Regions from separate parts of the Mus musculus genome. Here regions 2 and 3 are each linked to region 1. The links are chromatin loops, found by intact Hi-C in ENCODE. Cell type or tissue: left cerebral cortex. All regions are shown on one strand.

Region 1 (8,000 bases):
GCTGTCCTGGAACTCACTTTGTAGACCAGGCTGGCCTCGGACCCAGCTGAAAAGGAATAAAAAAAGGATCTTTTATCTTTTACACTTCACATGTTTTGTGCTTCAATGTTTTCCTTATATTCTTCCATAGTTAAAAAGAATTTGAGCCCGGCATGGTAGAGCACGCCTTTAATCCCAGCACTTGGGAGGCAGAGGCAGGCGGATTTCTGTGTTCACGGCCAGCCTGGTCTACAGAGTGAGTTCCAGGACACAGCCAGGGCTATACAGAGAAACCCTGTCTCGGAAAAAAAAAAAAAAAAAAAAGAATTCACATTACTGGCATCCCCCAGCCTATACTGCTCCTGGCTTCTCAGCTAACATTCCTAGAGTCCATGTTCAACTTACTCCCTGCCCTAGTGAGGCTGTGTGCTGAGAAGATCTAAAGCTCGGTCACCTTCAGGAGTGAGTACACAGTTTCACAAAGGAACTAGATTTTGCTCCTTGGAGGGGGAAGGGTGTGGGGAAGGACGGGATAGGGTGACTCTAGGAAAGTCAACTCTATTACTAAACTTCATCGAAGTAGACTCACTGTTATCTGTGGCACTCAGAATAACTCTCTACATTGGAGGCTGGATATACGGCGGTTAAGAGCGCTGCTCTTCCAGAGGCCAGAAATTCTGTTCCCAGGACCCAAGTCACACCTGCCTGTAACTCAGATCCAGGCATCCTCTTCTGGTCTCCTCAGAACATGCATGTTCAGACATACACATACACACAGTCAGACAGACACCATGTGGTTGCTGGGAATTGAACTCAGGACCTCTGGAAGAACTGCTAGTTCTCTTAACCACTGAGCCATCTCTCCAGCCCTGAGAGTTGTTCTTTAATTTTTTTTTTTACTTATATTTTAAGATTTTGGAAAAAAAAAAACTTTAAAAAAATTTTAAATCATTTGTGTATGTATAAGTACAGGTGCCTTCAGAGATTAGAGATCCCACATTCCCCTGGAACTGAAATTATGGGGTTTGTGAGCAATCCAGTGCTAGAAACAGAATTTGTTCCATTGCAAGAGCAGTAGGCCTTTTAATGGGTGAGCCGTCTTTTTAGCCCCTAAATAATATGTGTGTGTGCGTGTGTGTGTGTGTGTGTGTGTGTGTGTGAAGATGATAAACCCATTGTTTTGTGAAGATAGAGTGGAAGAGGCAGACAGGATGAGATGGGTCAGCAGGAATGGGCATTTGTTACCAAACATAATAACCTATCTTTGATTGCTGGGAGGACGGGCTGGGAGGACGGGCTGGGAGGACGGGCTGGGAGGACGGGACCATGGCAAAAGTCTCCTCTGACCTACACATGTGTCTACTGCATGGGTGCGGCTCCCAACACGCCACTAAATAAATAAGTTTAACAATTTGTTCAGAGTTAGAGAAATGTCTCAGTGCTTATAACTCAGACTGATCTTAGAAAGTACTTAGCACCCACATCTGGTGACTCACAACCACATGCAACTCCAGGTCCAGGGAATCCAATGTTCTCTTCTGCAGCCTATGGGCACTGCACTTAAATGGGCAGATACCTACACACATATAAAACAAAAACAAAAAAAACTATTTTCAAGGGCTTCTGATTCCAGTACTTGGAAGGCAGAGGCAGGTGGATCTCTGAATTTGAGACTAGTTTGATCTACATAGTTCCAAGCCAGCCACGGCTACTACATAGTGAGTCCCTGTCTCATATAAATAAAATAAAAAAATAGCCAAGCTGGGCACCACAGGTGACTCTTATAATCCCAACACCAGGAAGCAGAAGCAGGACTATAAATTCAAGCTCGACCTCAACTACATCGGGACTTCAAGGCCAGCCTGGGCTTATAAAAGGCCATTGCAAAAACAAACGCAATAAAAAGTAAACAAAATATGCAGACCTCAGGCAAAGTGTGAAAGCACACTTTAACCAGCATCAGGTGGGTGGAGTCAGGAGCCGGCCCACAAGAAAAGAAGTAACAAAATTGCCTTTGTATTAAAACAACTTCCCCCAAATAAGGTGGTTCTTTTTCCTCAGGGGGGTTATGAAGAGAGGGTCTCACCAAGGCACCCAGGTCCGTATGCACCCCAGGCTGCACTTTAGCTAATAAGCCTTTTGCCTCAACCAACCCAGAGCTGATTACAGATTAGCAGGTCCATGCCTGGCCTGATATTCTTCAAAAGGAAATTTTTAGTGTAGCTGGCATCAAGTTGAACCTCACCCTAAATTCAAATTAAGAATATTCGTCCGGGGCCTAGCAAACACAGAAGTGGATGCTCACAGTCAGCTATTGGATGGGTCACACGGCCCCCAATGGAGGAGCTAGAGAAATTACCCAAGGAGCTAAAGGGAACTGCAACCCTATAGGTGGAACAACAATATGAACTAACCAGTACCCGGGAGCTCTTGTCTTTAGCTGCATATGTATCAAAAGATGGCCTAGTCGGCCATCACTGCAAAGAGAGGCCCATTGGACTTGCAAACTTTATATTCCCCTGTACGGCGAACGCCAGGGCCAAAAAGAGGGAGTGGTGGGTAGGGGATTGGGGGGGTGGGTATGGGGGACCTTTGGGATAGCATTGAAAATGTAATACCTAATTAAAAAAAAAAAAAGAATATTCGTTTATCCACGAAGCTGGATCTCCAGCAGAATTAGGGGACTTTCAGGGTTTGTTAAAGAATAGAGTCTATTGCCCAGAGGATTGTTTTGTTCTGTTTCTGTCGTTGTGGGTTTTTTGTTTTTTGGGTTTTTTTTCTCCCAGTCCAGACCTGGCCTGAACTGAAGTCTCAGCCTCCTCTGAGTTGGAACTAGAGGCCTGTGGCTACCATACCGAGCTAAGTTATTTGAAAGGAAGATGCCTATCTGTTTCTTCAGGGGCAGAGAAACTTACAGCAGGGGGCCAGGTGACTTGGAGCCTTTAAAGGGAAGAGCGACCTAATGCCACACAGCCTGTCAACACAGCTGGGCGAGTCCAGCTGGTTCAGGAAGCACCAAAAATAAGCTACAAAGAATTCAGGGCCGTGCTTATGGTTTAGATTCCAAACACACTTTGTGTTTATCCCTTACCAAGGAGGCGGTATTTTTACGTGTGTGTGTGTGTGTGTGTGTGTGTGTGTGTGTGTGTGTATGCGCACGCGCCTGCATTAACACTAAAGGAGAACACTGGAAGCAAAGGAATGTAAGTTGTGGGTCAACATATATGCCTGATGAATTATTCTGTATATTTGGCATAAAAACAAAGATTTAAAGTAAAACACCACGACCGCCTCTACCTAGGAGGGAAAAAAAAAAAAGGCAAACCGCCATTCAGAGGCAATAAAGCGGTGCACCCAGTGCCCTCCACTCCCAGAGGTTCACCTGGACCCAGTGGGCTGAAGCCCGCTTGCGGGAGGGAAACTGAGAGGGGCGGGGAGAAGGGAGAGACACACCTCGCCGGGCGAGGCTGGCGGCCGCCGCACAGGTTCTGCCGAAGGACCCGACTCAAGCAAACCAAGAGACTCCTTTCTCCGGGCTCTCCCGCCTATGGCCGAAGGGCTTGGTCCTCTAGCTCCCCCGCGTCCATCTCTGTGATCCCTCCACACCGACCGTCCGGGCTCCCCAGATCCCACACCTTCGTCCTTCCCAGACCCCACGCTGCATTCCTTTCGGTCACGGACTGGGACCCGTTACCTGCAAAGCGGCTCGACAGTCCTGCAGGTAGTCCTCCATGGTAAAGCCCGAGGTGTGCCGTTGCCCCTCAGCCAGGAGAGGTAACCCGGCAGAATGTACCCCGCCCTAGACCTAGGGTCTAGAGCCGAGAGTCAGGGGGCGGGACTCGAACCCGCCACTAAAGGGTTCGGCCTCCGAACCCCAGGAGGAAGTGCGTAATCCGGCACTCCGGGAGTCCGGCGTTGCCCCGCCCCCCAGCGGCAGAGGCTGGGTTCTGAGCCCAAAGACTCATGGGACGTCAAGGAGGAGTATGGTATATCGCGGTGCCTCCTGGGAAATGTAGTCCAGCAGCTCGTGTTTGTCCTCAAGTGAGCAGTTTTCGGAGGGCTATGACATGCAAATTGTGTATGTGTCACAATAACTCGCCTTTATGGCATCTGAACTTGCAGATAGGACTAAGTATAGTACCTTTCCATATATTACACCGAAAATCTGTTCGAGATTGATGTAAATTAATCTCTCAATTTTTTTTAAAATACAAATTCTTTCTATCTAGCCCAACCTGTCTGGAATTTGTAATCTTTCTCCTCAGTTTCCTGAATACTGGATTCACAGGCCTGGTTTGGTTAGGACTTTAAATTACAACATTGCTGTACATATTATTTATTAAAATAGCTTCCCTGGTTAGGTGTTTTTTCTTTCTTTTTTTTAAATTCTCCCCTTTACCAAACTGACAAATCGTGATCAATGTGTTTGTTCACGATAGGAAAACATTACCATAATGTTTGACTTGTTTTCTTAAAACCTACTGTCGTGCCAACTCTTCCTCCTTCTTCATAGCCTTTCTTCTACAGCCTGAGCAAATACTCCTCATTCATGGGCTGTTGCAACCGTGACTTTGCTTCCTGGGTCTCTGTTGCAACAGTTCTCTCGGCTTTCCGAGTTGCTTGAAGCCTTATCCTTTGGCCGTCACATCAATAGAGTTTAGAGGAGCCTTCAGAACCTAAGGCTGGGTTCCAACATCCCTTAACTGCCACTTGCGTGTCCCAGGGCAGACTACTTGGGGGGAAAATGTCCCTTCATCATAACATGTTCCCTCATTTTTTAATCTATCCCCAGATCGTCCTGCTTCTCGGGGAGGTGAGAAGAGGCAGAAGAGCGTCTTCCTCGCCCCCGACCAGGTACACAGCTGAACCAGTTTCATTCCTAGCCTTTCAAAAAAAGCATACGGGGAAGAAGGGAAGCCTTGGGAAAGAGCTCAGGGGCTCCAGAAAACCAGGAGTGGGAATTTTCTTTCTTATTGAACGAGTACATATGCAAACACAACGCCCTTCCGCCCTGCTTTCTTGGCTCCAGAGCAGAGGGCTGCGGCGGGCATCCAGGGAGGTCTAATCAACAGCCGCTGTCCCGCCCTGCTCCTCCGGGCTCTGCCAGGCCGCTTGCTTTTCCCGGTTCTCACCAGAGAGGCACACGCGCTCCGTCCCTTCCAGCGGCAGGCGGAGGGAAGAGAAAGGGTCTGTTGTTTTTCTCTCTTCCTTTCTGCGGCTCACCGGGCTGCTGACCGGCTCAGACAGCCCTGATGGAAATCCTCGGTAGCTGAGCAGGCCCCTCCTCCTCCTCCTCCTCTAGGGACCGCGTCCTTGGCTAATTTGTCTTTGTCCGGACAGGGGGAAAAGAGGGACAGAGAGAAGAAAAAGAAAAACCACAAACTTCCTTTGAAAGCCAGTTTGTAGGCACGGCCTGGAGCGCACGCCGGAGGCTCGGTGACTCGGGAATCCTGAAGACTCTGGGAAGCCAGGCGGGACCGCCTGCGCTGTGCCTTGCTTGTCCTCGGCCCCGACCCTGCTCCAGCGTCCCCCGTATTGGGCGTGTGTCCGGAAGTGGCAGCGACCCAGGCTGGACGCCGCGAGAGTAAACCCGTGTCAAGCCGTGTAAGCTCTGGGGCTGACAGCTGGGAGGCGGCTGGCGCAGTCGGCGCCCCTCAACGATGTCCCCACCTCCCGCGTAGAACCGCCAGAGTTGAGTCCTCTCCCAGTGCCGGAACCTCATCTACCTCTTTGAGGTAAAAACTTTTGTTTTCAAACTATCTTCACCTCGTCTCGCAGCTCTCCCTACCCTCTCTGGGCGAAGTTGACACCTGATGTCCCATCTGTGGTCTCTTAAGTCTGGGTCGCTTACAGGATCCCAGGCACCCGGAGCAGTAAGAGATGGAGCAGTAAAAGAGATGCGGTCTTCAATTTCCCCCTTATAAACCCAAACCCTCTCTCTCCCTCTCCTAGAGAGCCAGAATTACAGGGCTTGCTGTATTCTAGAGGAATCTCAAAGCATGTTGGCATGAAGAATTGCATTTGGTTGGAAAGATTGGGTAATACCAGTTAAAGACGTAGGGAGAAGAGTCCTGAGGGTGGGTGAAGTCTTTAAGGATATACCTATTTCATATGCTTTTCCCACTCTGTGAATAGTATCTGCTGCTGACTAGGAAAGGACCAGAGATTTGACTCCCTGTGGGTCACCATAGGTAATTCCAGGAAGAGGAGGTGTAGATTTGGACTGAGGAAAGAAGAGGAGGGACAGGGCCATAACCCCTGTTTGTTTGGGTCCCCCTCCCCTCATGCTTTCCTCTGGCCTTGCAGGGTGCAGCCCTGTTGCTCTTCCTGCCCTGACACTGGAGCTGTCCTCATTCACTGAGCCCCCACTCCCTCCCATGGTTCTTGTAGCTCCTCTCTTTGGTCGACTAGCTTTCCCAACCCCCACTTAATTATTGATCATTTCTAGCCTTGGGCAGAAAATGAGCTGTGCTTGTCTTTAGGCTTTTTAATATTTCCCAGACATGGCCTCTGTTTCAAGGTTGACTCTAAGTGCCATGGGAGGGAAAGAGATGTGGAGAAAGAGGGGTGGAAGGCCTCCAGGTAATCTTTGCTACTCTAAGTCTAAATTAACAAAATATGAATTACCTGAAGCTAGCAGAAGTTATATTTGAATCAGGAGAATGATCAATTTACTGTATTTATGTTATTTCAGGAACTTTGATGTTTCTCTGTAGCCCAGGCCGACCTCGAGGTTCTCCGGCCTCAAGGCCCCCTGAGTAATGGGGATGGGAAGGCCTGGAACACCACACCCAGCTGACGCTCCTCAAGGCCTTTTCATAGTCTCCAAGCCTTGAAGGTTTACAAGAAGAAAGCAGGCAACCAGATACGCCTGTCTCTGCCCACAAGGGCTGGCATTAAAGATGTGTGCCGCCATGCCCAGTGATCCCAGTTTAAAAGAAAAAGACAAGATTCCGATTGATGCACTATCTCCTGGCTTTCTCTCTGTTCCGGGGCTGGAGATCAAACCCAGGACCTTGCGTGTGTTAAGCACATGCCCTTCTGCTAGGCTGTACCCCCGAACGGTCCTCATTTGTGTCCTGTCAGTGTGTAGGGAGGGGAGTAAGGAGACTGAAGGGAGATATTTCAGAGGCAGGAACTGCTTTTACTATCTGCAGGCCTATCTAGACCTCATTTGATGCCAAGTGCTGATTAACTGCAAGTTAAACAGGTCCAGTGTTCACATCCAAAATGATCTGTATGGGAGCCATAAAGAGCACGTGTGCCAACAGGTTGTGAGGCTTGGACCCAGAGCATTGCATATATCAGGCAAGGCTCCACTACTGAACTATATACCTCCAGCTCTTTTTTTATTTTAAGATATGGTCTCACAAAGATCCTCCTGCCTCAGCCTCTTAGTAGCTAAAATAACAGGTCTTTGTCATTATATACAACTAGTGGAGATATACATCTATGTTTGTGAGTGCTTGTTTTTGTGTATGTACACCATGTGTGCTCATTGCCCACGGAAGCCAGGAGACGGTCGGTCGCAGCTTTCCTGGAACTTGAGTTACAGTTTCTTGTAAACCCCTCTGTGGATGCTGGACTTGAATCTTGATCCTTTGTGCCTTAACCTCTTGAGCCTCACCTCTGGGGTATTTTAATGTAAATCAATAAACAGCAGTTTCCCATTCCCTATAAATATCTAACAAGAGATCTCTGGGTGCAAGCACTGCCAGAAACAACTAGGATCTGAAGTTGCTGTGTCAACTTGAGCTAGTGAGAGCAATCTACTGCAAGGATTGTGGAGAGTCTTTTGTGTGCCCCCTAACTAAAGTTGTTACCGGTAGTAGGATTAGAACCTGTGCCTGGGGCAGCCCTAACCAGCCAAGTGTGGCCTCTTGTTTTCAATAAGCCAACTAAAGAAGTTGAACTGGTAGGCAGGCCAGTCAGAGACAGCTAAACTAGTCAAGGCTCTGGCTGCGTGATGGCCAGAGCTTCAGCCCCAGGTTCCACGTGGTGGAAGGACAAAACAAACTTGA
Region 2 (8,000 bases), 140 kb before region 1:
TTGTTTCTAGACCTCTCCTCTATGTTTAGCCTGAGTATGGAGCTCGAGAGATTAAACCGTGAGCCCTGTGCATGCTTTAGTGGTTTTATTTCCCCTGTGCCTCCCTTCCCCCAGCTCCTTCTAGAAGCTCTGGAACACAGCGTCTGTATGTGTCCTAGTGCTGCCTCCAACTCTAGATCCAGGAGGTCTCTAATGACCACCTTCCTGCGTGTGGCCTTTAGTGTCCCCTTCCTCGGGTTTGTGGAGGAGGAGGATCCCCTGGTTCTGGGCAGCCCTCCCGGGAGAAGCGGACCTGAGTTTCACTTCTTCTTCAGTCAGCTGTTTCCTTTACTGGAACTGGATGGGAGCGAGAGCCGCCTCACTCAGTTCAGCCTTGCTTTGCCCCAGCAGTAGTTTGGGGGTGGGGGTGGCCTCAGTGTCTATAGCACTCTTGGGAGAGAGTGAAGCCAGGGGATCGAGAAGCATTGGTGCAGGGTTAGAGAGCCCGATGTGTCATTTCCCAGTCAGTCATTTTGCCAAAGTCCAGTGTGCTGAGCTCCGGAGCTTCAGAGCTTGCCCTCGTCCAGCAGCTTCCGGAGCCCATCACAGATCTTGCCAAGGTGCTGAGTGAAGTCAGGCCCATAGAGGGCAGCCAGCAGGTCGGGGTCAGAGTAGTGATCAAACACGTGCCTGATGCGGTCATGTGACTTGGGTGTGAGGTGGTGCTCCACCAGCTCCAGCAGAATGTCCCGGCACTCGACGAGCAGACCTGCTAGCACGGCAGCCTCAAAGGTGAAGTCCACCTCACCGAAGCTAAGTGCGGTCATGGCGCCCTGCCGTAGCTTCTGACGAAATCGTGTAGCCAGAGCCAGCTCCCCAGGGCCAAAGCAGCCACTGCGGTGCAGCACAGCCACTTTAACCGCTACCTTGATGAGGTCTTTGATCACCCGCTGTGCCTTGGGCCGGCTGTGCGTGTATTCTTTGGACACGCGGTAAAGCTCGTCTAGCACCTCGCTGCTGGTCTCGTCGATAAAGAGATGCGCCACGGACCGACCAGCCATTTTACTCAGCAGCTTCTTCTCCGCTTGTAGTGCCAGACTCTTTGAGCTGAAGGACTCCATGGTGCTTGCGGTCGGTGTGTGATCAGTCACTGGAAGAGGCAACCGGCTAAATGAGAGAAAAGGAGAGAAATGGCTTTTCCTCATCTTCACCGCTCTGCCTGCTTTGTCTTCCCACTCCCCTGGGCCCCTCCATCCTGTAGGCTTTGCTTCTGCTTTTTCCCTTCCGTGCTGTAAACAAGACATTTGTGTCTCCAAAACAGCCGCGAGGAGCAGGGAGAGCCTGGCTGGAGGAGTGTGGGCATGGCTGGAGTCAGGGCAGTGGGCTATGCGGCGGCCGACCGACAGGGAATTTGCACAGCGCCCCTCTGTTTCCAGGCTTGAGATCCAAAGCTCATGTCAGTGGGGGTACCATAAAGTCTTAAAAGAAGTGAGAGATATAGGGTCTCCAGAATCTTAAATAGAACACTTGGCTTTTTTTTTTTTAAAGAACCTACTGTGTGCCAAGTGTTTGATATTAACTGTCTTGGTTTACCAACTTCATATGGGTGACAAGCCCTGTTTTACAGAGAGAAATCTCAGACTGAAGGACTCTTTTTTGTTGTTTTTGTTTTTTCAAGACAAAAGTTTCTCTGTATAACCCTGGCTGTCCTAGAACTCGCTCTGTAGACCAGGGTGGCCTTGAACTGAGATCTGCCTGCCTCTGCCTCCTAAGTGATGGGATTAAAGGCATGTGCCACCACCTCTGGGCAAAGCTAAGAGATCTTAAGCAACTTGGCCTAGTAAGTATGAAAACAGGCTTCAAGGAGTGGGACAACACTCTCAGACAACAGATGCTCACAGTCACCTATAACTTTAGCTCCAGGGAGACCCAACACCTCTGGCCTCTACTCACACATATACATAATAAATAACAGACACAAATTATGAGAAAAAATAGGCTACAAGTCAAATAACCCCTCCACATTCGCCCTCCAACAAGGAGGGCGCTCTTTTGAAGGGTGGCTGCGGCAGCAGGTAGTGGTCTCAGGCTGGCTAGGCTGAGCAGAGCGAGGCCTTCTTGGTGGTATATCCTGTGCCTACGGACAGGGTCTTCTCACCATGGGCCTTGACTGTGCTTCTTCTGGTTGTTTTGCTTCTTACTTCCCCCTCCCCGGCTCTGCAGGATGTGGCTGTGACCGCAATGAAGGAGCAACCTCACCCTCTCCCTCAAATGAAAATAGGAGTCCTCTCAGAGGGAGGACAGCCAGGGGGCTCTCTCCGGCAGCCGAATCACTCCAATGGGAACCTGCCATCTTGATTTGTTTCTGCCTTGCCCTGTGGATCTTTCACACTGGAGATGATTTTTCTATAGGGGCCCGCTTTCCTTCCCTACCTGCCCTCCTCTTACCCAGCTCTCTATTGCTCCCTTTGCCATCTCCAACTAGGTCCCCAGTCCTCCCAGGGTAGCTATGTCACTCGCTCTTTTTGTCCCAGCCTCTACGTGACCCTCATGAATCTCTAGCCTAGCAAAGGTTTCTTTCACTTTGCGTCACTGTACTTCCATGTCCGAAGATACTGTAGATCTCTAAATCTCTAGTCGTTACCCCATGTGCATCTCTGTCCCTCAGCTCTAGACTCAGCCACCATCCCAAGCCAGGTCTCACTCTCAGACAGCCTTGCCCCATCCACTAAATACACTAAAATGGTTCTGGGGAGAGAGGGGGAGACCCAAGAATTCTACAAGCGAGAGTTTCACAAGACAGAAAGAAAGGTGAAGGTGAAAGGGTCAGGATATCCTGTCAGTGTCACCCCGAAACCCACCCTCTGTCATTGCCAGACTCTCACCTGCCGTGTGCTGGGTGCCAGTCTGGCCTTGGATGTTTCTGAGAGCTCACAGAATGGAGAAGCTCCTAAGAGGCCCTTTGGTCTAGCCCCACCCCAGGCCCCGCCTATCTACTCTCCACCTCCGGTTCATCATCACTGTCACCAAGAAGTCCAGTGTCCCAAGAGCCACCTAGAAATAAGACAAAGGTCAAAAGGAATGGAATTCTGTAGGAAGCACCAACTCTGAAGTGGCAAGGACGGATTTACACACCTCCACCTAATAAAAGGTCTGCTTCTTTCTTGCTGCCTAATATTTTTGTGGTACTGAAAACCGTGCAGAGTCCAGATTTTAATGTGAGAGACAGTGAGGGAAGTACTGAAAGATCATCGAGTGGTGTAGTAGAACAGCATTATACAAGCATCTTCAGGCCCTAGAAGGTAAGATTGGCACAGACTGCCCCAGCCAGAGCAGGCAGGAGGTAGGTGCCAAGGTTAGGGCTGCTGAGCCATGCGTGACCAGCAGGTGTCAGCATCGAGCCAAAACGCTGGAGTACAGAGCTTAATAGCTTTAAAGGGCCTGATAAATGAGGGTAGACTCCAATGAGGCAAAACTACACCTTTAATCCCAGCATTCTGGAGGCAGAGACAATCCAATCTTTGAGTTCAAGGCCAGCCTGGTCTACAGAGTGAGCTCCAGGCCAGCCAGGGCTGCATAGTAAAATTCTTGTCTTGGAAAAACCACCCACAACTCCAGCTCCAGGAATTCCAGTGTTCTCTTCTGGCCTCCAGAGTCACCTGAATAAATCAGTACATGAACATACACTTGGGCACACACAGACACACAAATCTTTAAAGGAGTGAATTATATAGCTTTCTTCAGCACAGATTGAGAACCCAAAAAAAGGCCTTAGGATTCAGGGATTTAAAAACTGATTTGGGGGCTTCCAGAGACTGGAGTCAGCGACTCCATGGCTCAGTGACTCACTGATCTTCCAGATGTTCTGACTTTTATTCCCAGCACCTATATCTGGTGGTTCATAACCACTAGTTAGTTCCAGTGGATCTAATACCTTCTGGTCTCCTTGGATACCTACACACATGTAGAATACACATACATACAAACAATAAAAGTCTTTAAAAACATATTTAGTGTGTGCATGTGTGTAGACCAGAGAACAATTTATTTATTTATTTATTTCTCTCTCTCTTTCTTTCTTTCTTTCTTTCGGTTTTTTGAGACAGGGTTTCTCTGTATAGCCCTGACTGTCCTACTGTCCTGGAACTCACTCTGTAGACTAGGCTGGCCTCAAACTCAGAAATCTGCCTGCCTCTGCCTCCCAAGGGCTGGGATTAAAGGTGTGTGCCACCACGCCGGGCTTCAGAGAACAATTTCTGATGTCATCTTCAGGAACCTGGTCTGGTTCACTTTCTTTGAGGCATAGTTTCACTGGCCTGTCTCAGAGTTTCTATTGCCATGATGAACCACCATTCTTGGGGAGGAAAGGGTTTATTTTGCTTACACTTCCGTATTATAATCCATCATTGAAGGAAGTCAGGGCAGGAATTGGTGCAAAGGTCATAGAAGACAATGTTTATCACATTACTTTCTCAGCTTCTTTTCATATGGCACCCAGGACCACCAGCCCACGTGCCCACAGTGATCTGGTCCCTCCCATATTAGCCATCAACCAAAATAAAATAAAGCACCGCACCTGTATGTGGGGGTGCACACTTTTAGACCCAGCATTGGGGAGGTAGAGGAAGGCAGGTCTCTGTGAATTCAAGGTCAGTTTTAGTACTTAGTAAGTAATGAGCCATTGAGAGAACCTATCTCCTGGAACTCGCTCTGTAGACCAAGCTAGCCTCTGCCTCCTGAGTGCTAGGATTAAAGGTGTGTGCCATCATCTTCCTGCTAAACTTTTTTTCTTAAAAGTCCATGGAAATGAGAACTCGGAGGGGGCTCTGCGTTCTGGAGTGGCACTGCTTGGTCCGGTGGCTGGGTGAGGGCTGCTGGTGTCACGTTTGAGGAGAACTGCGAGTGTGTTTGGCATATCCCCGTCGGGATCCCAGCTACGATGAGTGCTGCCCGGGAGTCTCACCCACATGGGGTGATACGTTTAGCCTCCCCTGACGATGATCTTGGATCTAGCAATTGGGAGGCAGCAGACTTAGGCAATGAAGAAAGAAAACAAAAGTTCTTGAGACTTATGGGTGCAGGAAAGAAAGAACACACTGGTCGTCTTGTTATAGGAGATCACAAATCAACATCTCACTTCTGAACAGGGGAAGAAGACAAGAAAATTAATGAAGAGCTGGAGTCTCAGTACCAGCAGAGCATCGACAGCAAACTGACGGTATCGGCGGCACTGCGGACTCGGCTTCAGTGAGGTAGAAGATCATTATGGAGAAGATGATGTGGCTAGAGATGACGATGAAGACGACTCCCCTGATGCTGAGAGTCCAGATGACTCGGACAGTGACTCTGAGTCTGAGAAGGAGGAGTCTGCAGAAGAGCTTCATGCTGCTGAGCATCCTGACGACACAGAAGACCCGAAGAGCAAAAAAGATGCGAAGAGCAATTATAAGATGATGTTTGTCAAGTCCAGTGGCTCCTAACTACCAAACACCTAGTCTTTGTATTAAAAGTAAACCTTATTGTTATAATGCACAGTGGAGGACTGCTTATAGAGCACAGACCTCTGTATTATAATTTTTTTAAAAAGGCCCTTTTAAATAACTACAAAGAGTGTTTGCTTTCAAATGCCGTGGGTTACATTTCTCCAGGCATGACTATAACCATTTTTGTAAAGAGTCCGAGTTGTATAAAATGAGAAATAAATGCTGTACTCAGCTTCCCTTCATATTAGCATCATCTGCCCTCTCCCCGCCGTTTGCCTCTGTAGGTGCATTATGGGGGACACTTGTTTGTTTGTGGCAGCTCCTTCATCTTCATCTTTTGGTTTGTTCCTACTTTGCTCTTACATAATTCATCTGATACTGTGACGTGTTTCCTTGGTTATACTTTGTTAAAGTAGACCTGTCCATCATGGAGTTGGCTGCCACCAGCCCTGCTGCAGACCATCACTGACAGTCCATGCTTGTTTAGTCTTTGCTCGTGGACCAGAGCAAGCACAGGACACTTATGTGTGGACGTGCCCTGTCACATCATTCAAAGGTTGCAAACCCAAAATGTCTTTATATAAGTTGATTTTACTGTATGGTAAAGTTTTTGATAAAATTTGGCCAGTTTTTACAGAAGAAATTATTTCTCTGCTCATTTAGTCCTGTGTATTTAGAAATATGTAAAACTGGATTTTTTAAAAGGTACTATGTGACCAAAGTTCATTTTTTCCTCCTAAGGTCTAAATAAAGAGAAAGCAGTTTCCACCTCCCCCCAAAAAAAAGAGAGAACTCAGCACTTACCCTATAAGATGTCTACCATCTATGGGACCCATCACACCTAGCTAAAACACCAGGCAGGCAAGGCAGGACACACCGTAAGACCAGTGCAGGAGGTAAAGACCAGAGGGTCACATTTGCTGGCCAGCCAGTCTAGAAAAAATAGATTCGCTCCAGATTCAAGGAGAGATCTCAGAAAAACATAAAAGTGGAGGGAGGGACTATGGGAGGGGTTGACCAGGAGACGGGCAGTGAGCAGGATGTAAGGTGAATAAGTATAATAATAATAATAATAATAATAATAATAATAATAGTAACAACGATAATTTTAAAAGATATAAGGTGGAGGAAGACATCCACTCACACGTATGCACACACACACAGTTGTAGTGACCTTTTTGGAATTTTGGTTTCTTTAAAAAACAAATATAAGTTTTGTTTAATCCTAAGTATGGGATATGGAGCTGCTTCAGACTGCAGCAGCTGACTGTGATTTGCCTTGTACTCTAGCAAGGATGTGCTTTTTTGGAATTCTGGGGACTTTTTAGCAGGTATATAAATGCTAGGGCCCTGAAAGGGGTGCTGAGTTGTTGGCTGTTTGCTGTAAGTCAAGATGTGTTAAGTAGTCTTGTGCAAAGAAGAAACAACTAGAATTTAGATATCCTGAAGCAAAGGTCAAATTTGCCCCAAGGCACTTGACACCTCTTGGCAGGACTAGTCTAAGGACTAGTCCTTAGACTGCCCCCTTTCCTCTCCATCCTTTATTCTCTTCTATCTAGTGTTAAGAGGGTGAAAGTGTGCAAAGAGGAAGGAGGGGGAGTCTAGAGAGATGGCTTAGTGCTTAAGAGCACTTACTCCTCTTCTGAAGGTCCCGAATTCAAATCCCAGCAACCACATGGTGACTCACAACCATCTGTAATGAGATCTGTCACTTTCTTTTGGTGCTGTCTAAAGACAGCTACAGTGTACTAAATTAAATAAATGTTTGGGCAAGGGGGGCTGACTGGAGCAAGTCATCTCAGGGATTGGTTGGTTTTGGTTGTCTAGACAGGGTTCCTCTGTGTAGCCCTGGCTATCCTAGAACTCACTCTGAAGACCAGGCTGATCTTGAACTCACAAATATCTTCCTGCCTCTACCTCCGAAGTGCTGGGATTATATTGTGTGCCACCACCACCCAGCTTGGAGGAAGTGCTCTTAACAGCTGATCCATCTCCAGCCCCTCCACCTTAGTTTTTGAAATAGGATGCCTCACTGAACACAGAGCTCACGGAGTATCCAGACTGTCTGGTCAGCCAATCCCAGAACTCTCCTGGGTCTGCATCCCTAGCACCAAGTTGCTGCCACCATACCTGGCTTGCCTGTGGTGATGGGCATCCAAACTCAAGTCTTCATGCTTAAGCAGCAAGTGCTTCACCAAGTGAGCCATCTCCCTGGTGTTTTGACTACAGCTCTCACTGTAATCCAGGCAGGCATCTCTCACATTCTCCTGCCCAGTGCTCCTAAGGTCGAAAACTACACAGGCTAGTAATCCCAGCTTCTCAGGAAGGGAAGGCAGACCAGAGGGTGACAAGTTCAAGGCCTACCTGAAGTGCAATATGAATTAGAGTTTGTATGGCATTTTAGTGATACTTCCAGCTGGGAAACGAAGCTCAGGAATGTAACTGAGTGGTGGAGCTCAAGTTGTCTGGTGCTTTCCAGGCCTTAGGGATGTTTATTCCCAGTGTTGCCAGATGGAAAAAGAAAGGGGTGGGGGAATG
Region 3 (8,000 bases), 150 kb after region 1:
ATAGAATAATTGCATGGAAACAAACTTTATGTGGAAAAAGCATTCTAAATACTTTGGAACATGTAGAGCAAACAGTCTATATTTAAATATACATAATTTCCTGTTACTGTGTTGTGTTTTGTGTGTGTATGTCGGGGGGGGTTGTTTTTTGGTTTTTCTTGTTTCTGTTTTTGTTTTGTTTTATTTTTGAGACCGTTTCTTTCTAACTCTGGCTGTCCTGGAACTACCTCTGTATACCAAATTGGCCTGGAACTCAGAGATCTGCTTGCCTCTGCCTCCTGAGTGCTGGGTTCTGTTTTTGTTCTGTCTAAAGGTTTCTTACTCTGTAGGCCATGCTGGCCATGAACCACTCACTGTATTGACCAAAGTGACCTCAAACCTAGCTAGCCTTGGTTCCTCAGGCTAAGGACTAGGATTACATGTGTGAGCTCAGAGGCTAGGTATTGTATAAATGTATATACATTGTAATGCTCTTGTACCGCACTGTCTCCACTGGCTTTGATCTTTTCTGCATGTGTTCCAATATCAGGGAAGTGACTAACTGTGAGTCTTTGGTGAAGGATTTCTACTCTAAGCTGGGACTACAGTATCATGACAGTAGCTCTGAGGATGAAGCTTCCCGGCCCACAGAGATCATTGAGATTCCTGATGAAGATGATGATGTCCTCAGTATTGATTCAGGTAAATGATGAAGCTTTGGTCAGAAAAGTCTTAGAATGGAAGCTGAAATACTGGAAGACAAGTATGTTGCACGTAAAGAATCACATTGTCATTACTTACTATGCCAAATACCTGACTGACTTATTATGACAACAAGTAAGTATTCTTAGCATCGTAAGTGTTTTCTGTATTCTGATTGCTTCCTTTCCCCATTTCAGATAAGGTATACTTATTTTCTGTCTTTTCCCCCATGTGTTTGTGTGTAGTTTGCCTATGTCTGAGTTTCTTTTTCAGTTATGGTGATCAAATAATCTGACAAAATCATTTGAAGGTTAAGGGGGCTGATCCTGGTTCCAAGTTCCAGATCATATCCATGATGGTCGGGGAAATCACAGTGGCAAAAGCCTAAAGCATCTGGTCACATTGTTCTGCAATCTGGAAACAGAGGGAGTGTCTCATCCTGCTGCTCCTCCAATCACTCTCTTTATTTGTGTATTTATGAAGTCTATGGAATGGTACCACTCACAGTGGGCTGGTCCATGAACACCATGAAACATTTAGTAAATACTTCCCTTGGTAACTTTTTTTTTTGTTTGTTTTGCATTGTGGTTCTGATGTGTGCTATGTATGTAGTACATGAAGCAGTAAACTCTAAGCATCAAGTTACAACAACATCCAGTGTCTTCCTCTATTATGTTCTGACTTAGTGCCATTGGGCTAGTTGGCCACTTGGGGATGTGTTTCTATCCAACAAGCACCAGAGTTACATATTTAGCAATGTTCAGGTTTTGTTTTGTTTTGTTTTTTTTTCCTTTTTTAACATGAATTGGGGGGATTCAAACTCAGATTCGCAAGCTTACAACCCACACTGTTTGTCACTCGGGCTATCTCGGCCTAACCATGTAGGCCAGGCTATCCTCAAACTTGAAGTGATCCTTGTATCATGGTGTATTAGTCAGGGTTCTCTAGAGTCACAGAACTTACAGATAGTCTCTAGATAGTAAAGGAATTTATTGATGACTTACAGTCGGCAGCCCAATTCCCAACAATTGTTCAGTCGCAGCTGTGAATGGAAGTCCAAGGATCTAGCAGTTACTCAGTCTCACGCAGCAAGCAGGCGAAGGAGCAAGAGCAAGAGCTAGACTCCCTTCTTCCAATGTCCTTATATTGTCTCCAGCAGAAGGTGTAGCCCAGATTAAAGGTGTGTTCCACCACACCTTTAATCCCAGATGAAAGGCATAGCCCAGATTAAAGGTGTGTTCCTTAACTCGGAGATTCAATCTTCTGGAATCCATAGCCACTATGGCTCAAGATCTTCAAACCAAGATCCAGATAAGGATCTCCAAGCCTCCAGATAAGGGTCACTGGTGAGCCTTCCAATTCCGGATTGTAGTTCATTCCAAATATTGTCAAGTTGACAACCAGGAATAGCCACTACACATGGCTTTTTTTACTACATGATTATAGGTGTAATCAACATGTCTATTATATACTAAAAAAAAAAAGTTTTTAACCATGACTTTTTGTTTGGTTTTTCAACACATAGTTTCTTTGTGTTAATCATCCTGGCTGCTTTAGATCTTAATTTGTAGACCTGGCTGGCATCCAACTCAAAGAGATCCATTGGCCTCTACCTCCCAAGTACTGGGATTAAAAGCATGTAATGCCAGTGAACTACAATTTCTTATATTAAAGTGTGCCATATAGATGTCATGTTTTGTTTTGTTTTGTTTTGTTTTTGTAAATTTGACACAAGCTAAGATCATCTGAGAGGAGGAAAAGCCATTAAGGCAATGCCTCCATCTTGGCATAGTGGTGCCCCCCTTTAATGCCAGCAAATGAAAGTGTGAAAGCAGGTGGATTTCTATCTGTTCACAACTGTTTGAAACTCCAGGTTAATGGGATCTTTCTTGTCTGTCTAATTGTGTTCCAATACTCAGGTGTACTGACTTAAATGCAGACACATTCACATAATTAAAAATAAAACTATTCAAAACCCCAAGAAAATGTCTAAACAAACCAACCAAACCAACCAAATAACCTAAAGCAAGCAAGCAACCAACAAACGAGAAGCCAGCATGATGTCACTGCGCCTCTCACTGCACCTCTTTTTAGTGAATGGGAGTTAGTTCTCTCCTCGAACCATTGTGTGGCTTTTGGAGAATCCAACTTCAAGTACCTTTAGCTCTTGAGCCATCTTGTCAGTTCTACTTCTAAATGTTTTTAAAATTTTTGTGTATGTGTGAGTGCACATGTTTTGGTGTGAGGAAAGTTGAAGATAATTTGCAGGAGTCCTCTCCTTGTGTAAGTTCAGAGCATTGGATCTTGGGATGTTAGGTGTAGCTGTGTAGTGGAGTCGTCTTTATGGCTAATTAAAAAAATTTTTTTTGGTGAATCAGACTGACAACAAGCCAAAGAGTAGTGCCATATGCTTATAGTTCTAACATTGGAAGGAGAGGGTGAATTCAAGACCATTTTCATCCTCATAGTGAATTTGGGGTCAGTCTAGGCTACATGAGACCTTGTTTCAAAGAACAAAATTACCCTCCTCCCCCCAGTCCACATATACATGGTGATGAATATAATAGACTTTGGGTGTTAGTTTCATTCACTTTGCTTCTCACTACTGGATTAATTTGCAAGGTGGCCTTTGTTTCATGTCTTTGGTTTTTGTTTGTTTTTGAGATAGTGTCTTTCTATATATAGCTCCTGCTGTCTTAGAACTCACTATGTAGACCAGGCTGGCATTGAACTCAGAGAAATTGGCCAGTCTCTGCCTCCTGAGTACTAGGATTAAAGGCATGCATCACTATGCCTGGATCTGTTTGTAGTTCTTTTTTTTTTTTAAATATATATTTTTAAGATTTATTTATTTATTTTATGTATATGAGTACACTGTAGCTGTACAGATGGCTGTGAGCCTTCATGTGGTTATTGGGTATTGACTTTAGGACCTCTGCTTGCTCCAATCAACCTCGCCCACTCCAGTTGGTCGGCTCACTCAGTTCCTGCTTTCTCTGGCCCAAAGATTTATTTATTATTCTAAATAAGTACACTGTAATTGTCTTCAAACACACCAGACGAGGGCGTTAGATCTCATTAGGGGTGGTTGTGGGCCACCATGTGGTTGCTGGGATTTGAACGCAGGACCTCTGAAAGAGCAGTCAGTGCTCTTACCCGCTGAGCCATCTCTCCAGCCCCTGCTTGTAGTTCTTGATTTGTAAAATTATAGAATTTATCTCACAGTGTTTTGAGTCGACATTGTCTGTTCTGAATTGCTCAGTTCTTATAATTAGACATTACGTCTGTGTGTTTACTACCTTGTCATTTTAAAAAAACTTGTGACATAGGACACCTCACTTTTGGAGGGCAGAGAAAGGGACTAGTTTCATTTTGTAGTACAGACTGGTCTTTGCATTCTGAGTTCTGGAATACTTGTTTAATAAAAATTCTTTGTTCGTTGTCTCCATTTCAAATGTTGGCATCTTTGGTACCACGTAATCACCCAGCTTTTTCCTACCAGCTTCAGAGCCAACTCTTAAGAATTAGTTATCGGACTTTTACTAGTGACAAAAGTTCATAAAGAAAAAACAACCTAGAATGGATTAGTGATCCCTGTGTTAGAACCTATAAAGAGGGTTTGCATAACAAATCGTCTGTAGGAAGCATATGCTGATGAGCCCACTAAGAAAGAAAACATTTTAGTAAAATGCTCGTTTTCTTTGCATTTCACTGACGTCAATTTGGTTATGAATCTCTGACGCCGAGAAGGCCGGATTAGGGAAACAGCTGGTTGGCTTCCTAGCTCAGGCTTCCTAGCACTCCTCGGGTCACCGGACTCACTGGCCGAGTCACTAGCCCGGCCTCTATGGCGACTTACTGTTTCTATTGGCCAGTTCTCCCAGGGAGGCTGTCTGGAGACTGACCGCGCCCATAGTTTGGGGCGTGTCTTCTGCCCAGGATGGGGAGGGGGGTGGGCGTCCGCCATCTTGGATTCCGCGGTAGCGGTGGCGGCGGTAAGGTGCCTAATCTGCGGAGTGGCTCTTCCCTCCCCTCCCCCAGCTCGGTGGCGGCTGCCCCTCCCACCGAGGGTGGCGCAGGGACGGTGCCATCTCGACCATGGCGGCGACTACAGCTAACCCAGGTGAGGCGGCAGAAAGGACTGACAAGTGCGGAGAGCCAGAGCAGAGCAGCAGGGCCGTGGCGTTCGGGTGTTGGGGGAGGGGTGTCGAGGAGGCGCCCTGCCCGGAGGACCTGGGGAACGGGTGACGGGTGTTTGGGGGCTCCGTGCCCCAACTTCTGGAGTAGTGGTGGCGCTTGGCCAGCGTCTCCACTCTGCCTGCGGTGTTAGGGAGTGTTGTGGTCTTTTAACCCTCTGCCAGCTGATGTTCCCCTGATGCCTAGTAAGTAACTGGGCAAACTGACTTGGTGTAACTGCGAGCGTAAACTGGGCTATAGACGGGGCCACGTTGACGTTTTGCAAAGTCTTGCTTGATTCTACACTTGGTTTACATTTAAATGGAAAACTTAGTTCTTTGAGAATCTGCTCAGATTCTTGTAACTCCTATACTTTGAAATTTAGGGTTTTAGCGTAGTTATTAGTGTCTTGCTGCTGAAGGCAGAGGTTTGGGTAATGGTAATAGTTCAGGACAGGTCTTTAGTCCAGAACCCAGGTTTAAATCTTGTTAGGTCGAGGTGGAGCAACTCCTGTTCTTTCAGAAAAATGTCCCGCGCCATTTGTCTGTGGACGTCCTCTTGCTTGTTTGTCTGTCTGTCTCTGTCTCTCGTTCATCTTATTTTGAGTCTTGTCTCATTCCAGCCCCCGGTTGACTTTGGATCACTGCAGTCTCCCTCTCAGTCCTTTCTACTGTATTCAGTTACATCTTAGGAAGTATTTCATTTTAGTTGGGCTAATTTACCTTGTTATTTTCCAACAAAGTAAATCCATCATTTCCCAGAAGTCTGTATCATCGAAGAGTTTGGAGGGAGGGTTGTGTAATATTGGTCTCTGCTATTTCACATTGAACTTTTAAATTTTATCTTGTTAATGTACTATATTACAGTAACAGGGTACACACACGTATGTATATACATACACACAATAGCTGAAACACTGGGAAATGTATTGTTTTCCCATTATTTTTGGAAACAGCCTTTTTTTTTAAGAGAGAGAGAGAGAGAGAGAGAGAGAGAGTCCTAGAACTTATATGTAGCCCAGGTTGGCTTCAAATTCATGTGTCAATATCAACTTTAAAAAAAATATTTTTAAGCTTTAGAAATTATGTATATGATAATGTCTACTTGTGAGTGCAGGAATGGGAGGAGTCCAGAATAGGGTGTTGGATCCCCTGCAGCAAGAGTTTCAGGCAGTTGAAAGCCCCGTGATGTGGATGCTAGGAACTGACATTAGGTCCTAGAAGAGTAACACATACTCACAACTACTGAACCTTCCTTTCAGCCCCTGAATATCAGTTTTTTAAATCCTAAATTATTATTTTTTTTACATGAAGATGAAGTAAATTGTCAGGAAACTATTGGAATATTTGATGAATTATAGAATAAAACTATACAACTGAAAAATGTTAGAGAAAATCAGACCTTGTAGCAAAATAGCCCATGTCTGATTAGAGTAAACAAGATTTCAAACTGATCCCATGTTGCAAAATCCTTATATAACTCTTCAGACTGCAAAGTGTCTCTCTTGTTAAGGCCGTAGAGACACGTTAGTAAGTCAGAAGCTTTTCTAGCTGCCCTGTTCTGATTTTAAACCAATTACTAAAACAACACTTTCTTGACCAAATAGTCATTTCCTTATCAATATTAGCTTAAGTCTGTAAGCAGGAAATAGTAATTTTTTTCTATTTTTTTTTCTGAGTGGGGAATTTTGAGAGGCTGGCCTGCAGTGTTCTGTGAAGATCAGGCTGGCCTTGAACTTGCAGTGGTCTTCTTGCTTCTATCTTCAAGTGCTGGAATCACTCGCATGTGCCATCCTATATAAACTATCAAAACTTTTTAAAAAGTACGATTTAAGAATCTTTTTTAATGAAACAGTTGTTTGTTTGTTTGTTTGTTTGTTTTGACTTTGGTTTTTCAAGGCAGGGCTTCTATATGTATCCCTGGCTGTCATGAAACTCACTCTGTAGACCAGGATGGCCTCCAACTCAAGATCTGCTTGCTCCTGCCTCCTGAGTGCTGGATTAAAGCTGTGAGTGTCATCACCAGTAGAAATAATTGATTTTATTTATTGTTATTTGATTGCTTGCTTCTTCAATTTTGAGGTGGGCAGAGTCATCATAGGTACTTACCAAACAGAGGGAGAATAGGCTGGAATTCCTTTAATCTTTGCAGAAGCAGGGGGATATCTTAGTTCATGGCCATCTTGGTCTACAAAGTCAGTTCCATGCTACATAGTGAGACCTTGTTTCAAAATCAAAAGCCAGACCAAACCAAGCAAAAACCTCAAAAGGTGAGGTGTAGGTTCTTAGCAAACCTTTGAAAATTAACCTGAGAATGTAAGAGTTTTCTTAAATTCTAGTCTGCTGTTAGTTATGGCATAGCACCCAGTGGTTCCTGCTGTAGCTGACATCCCTGCGTAGCCTCAGCCTCTTATGAGATGGGATGGTAGGTCTGAGCGGAGAACAGAGAACGACAGACCCAGTGAGACTAACCCCCTGCTCTCTTTACCATCTGCCTTAACTTCCTTTTCCGGGGGCTACATTCCTAGCTCAAGATTTCTTTTTTCCATGTGGAGAATTCTTCCATGTCTTCTAATTTATTGATCCCATGTTCAGTACATGCATGATACTTAAGTCATAAAATAGAGCCTTTTGTTGTTGCTTTTTCCTCCTTCCTTTTTGTGTCAAACAGGATATGTTTTGGCCTGTTGAATTTTGGAAAATTAGATTCACCACTGGAGGTATATACAGTGGGAAATTACTATGTTCAGTGTGCACTTGTACACAGGCCAGAAGACACCGGATATCCACCTCTGTAACTTTCTGTCTTATTCCTTTGAGGCAGAATTTCTTCTTAACTGTGGGCATCTTACTGTGTCACTCTGCCTTATTTCTTCCAGGTCAGGTGTCTCCCTTAACCTGAGGCTTGTGTGTTTTGCTCGGCTGACAGTCAGCAAGGCCTAGCAGTCTTCCTGCCTTGGATCCTCAGAGTGCATGGATTCCTGGTGGATGCAGGATGATGCCAGACTTGTTATGTGGGTTCTGGGATCCAAACTCAGGTCTCCAGATTGTGTAGCAAGTGCTCTTAACCACTGGATCATGTCTTCATTCCACATCCCACCTCCGCTTTTTGAGACAGGATCTGTTACTGGCCTGGAGTGGGCC

Evidence for each region. Hi-C counts contacts between places; a loop is a spot of excess contacts. Peaks named below come from ENCODE experiments on the same cell type or tissue, not always from the same donor. Only the 100,000 strongest peaks of a DNase experiment are listed, where the experiment ranks them.
Region 2: a loop joins it to region 1, with 2.1 times the contacts of the local background. A loop is called at or near these places in 1 of 42 quality-filtered maps.
Region 3: a loop joins it to region 1, with 4 times the contacts of the local background. A loop is called at or near these places in 1 of 42 quality-filtered maps.

Annotation. Positions count from the first base shown.
Region 1 is chr3:95,277,912-95,285,911 of GRCm38, forward strand. It overlaps Prune1 (prune exopolyphosphatase), which reads right to left and starts at 4,165. Exons shown (of 8, transcript NM_173347.2): 1 at 3,674-4,165. The coding sequence starts at 3,712. Mindy1 (MINDY lysine 48 deubiquitinase 1) reads left to right here and starts at 5,024. Exons shown (of 10, transcript NM_199475.1): 1 at 5,024-5,714. In left cerebral cortex, CTCF peaks have their summits at 3,915 and 5,138; DNase peaks (open chromatin) are centred at 3,048, 3,482, 3,924, 4,645 and 2 more places; H3K4me3 peaks cover 4,021 bases; H3K27ac peaks cover 4,736 bases.
Region 2 is chr3:95,139,451-95,147,450 of GRCm38, forward strand. It overlaps Lysmd1 (LysM, putative peptidoglycan-binding, domain containing 1), which reads left to right. Exons shown (of 3, transcript NM_153121.2): 3 at 1-75. Tnfaip8l2 (tumor necrosis factor, alpha-induced protein 8-like 2) reads right to left here and starts at 2,904. Exons shown (of 2, transcript NM_027206.3): 1 at 2,865-2,904; 2 at 71-1,146. The coding sequence starts at 1,100. The coding sequence ends at 546. It also overlaps the pseudogene Gm9169. In left cerebral cortex, CTCF peaks have their summits at 635 and 3,351 (motif pointing right); DNase peaks (open chromatin) are centred at 347, 2,199, 2,957 and 3,364.
Region 3 is chr3:95,429,758-95,437,757 of GRCm38, forward strand. It overlaps Arnt (aryl hydrocarbon receptor nuclear translocator), which reads left to right and starts at 4,633. Exons shown (of 22, transcript NM_001037737.2): 1 at 4,633-4,804. The coding sequence starts at 4,780. It also overlaps the pseudogene Gm4349. In left cerebral cortex, no CTCF peak of the experiment used is centred here; DNase peaks (open chromatin) are centred at 4,575 and 5,431; H3K4me3 peaks cover 2,596 bases; H3K27ac peaks cover 1,167 bases.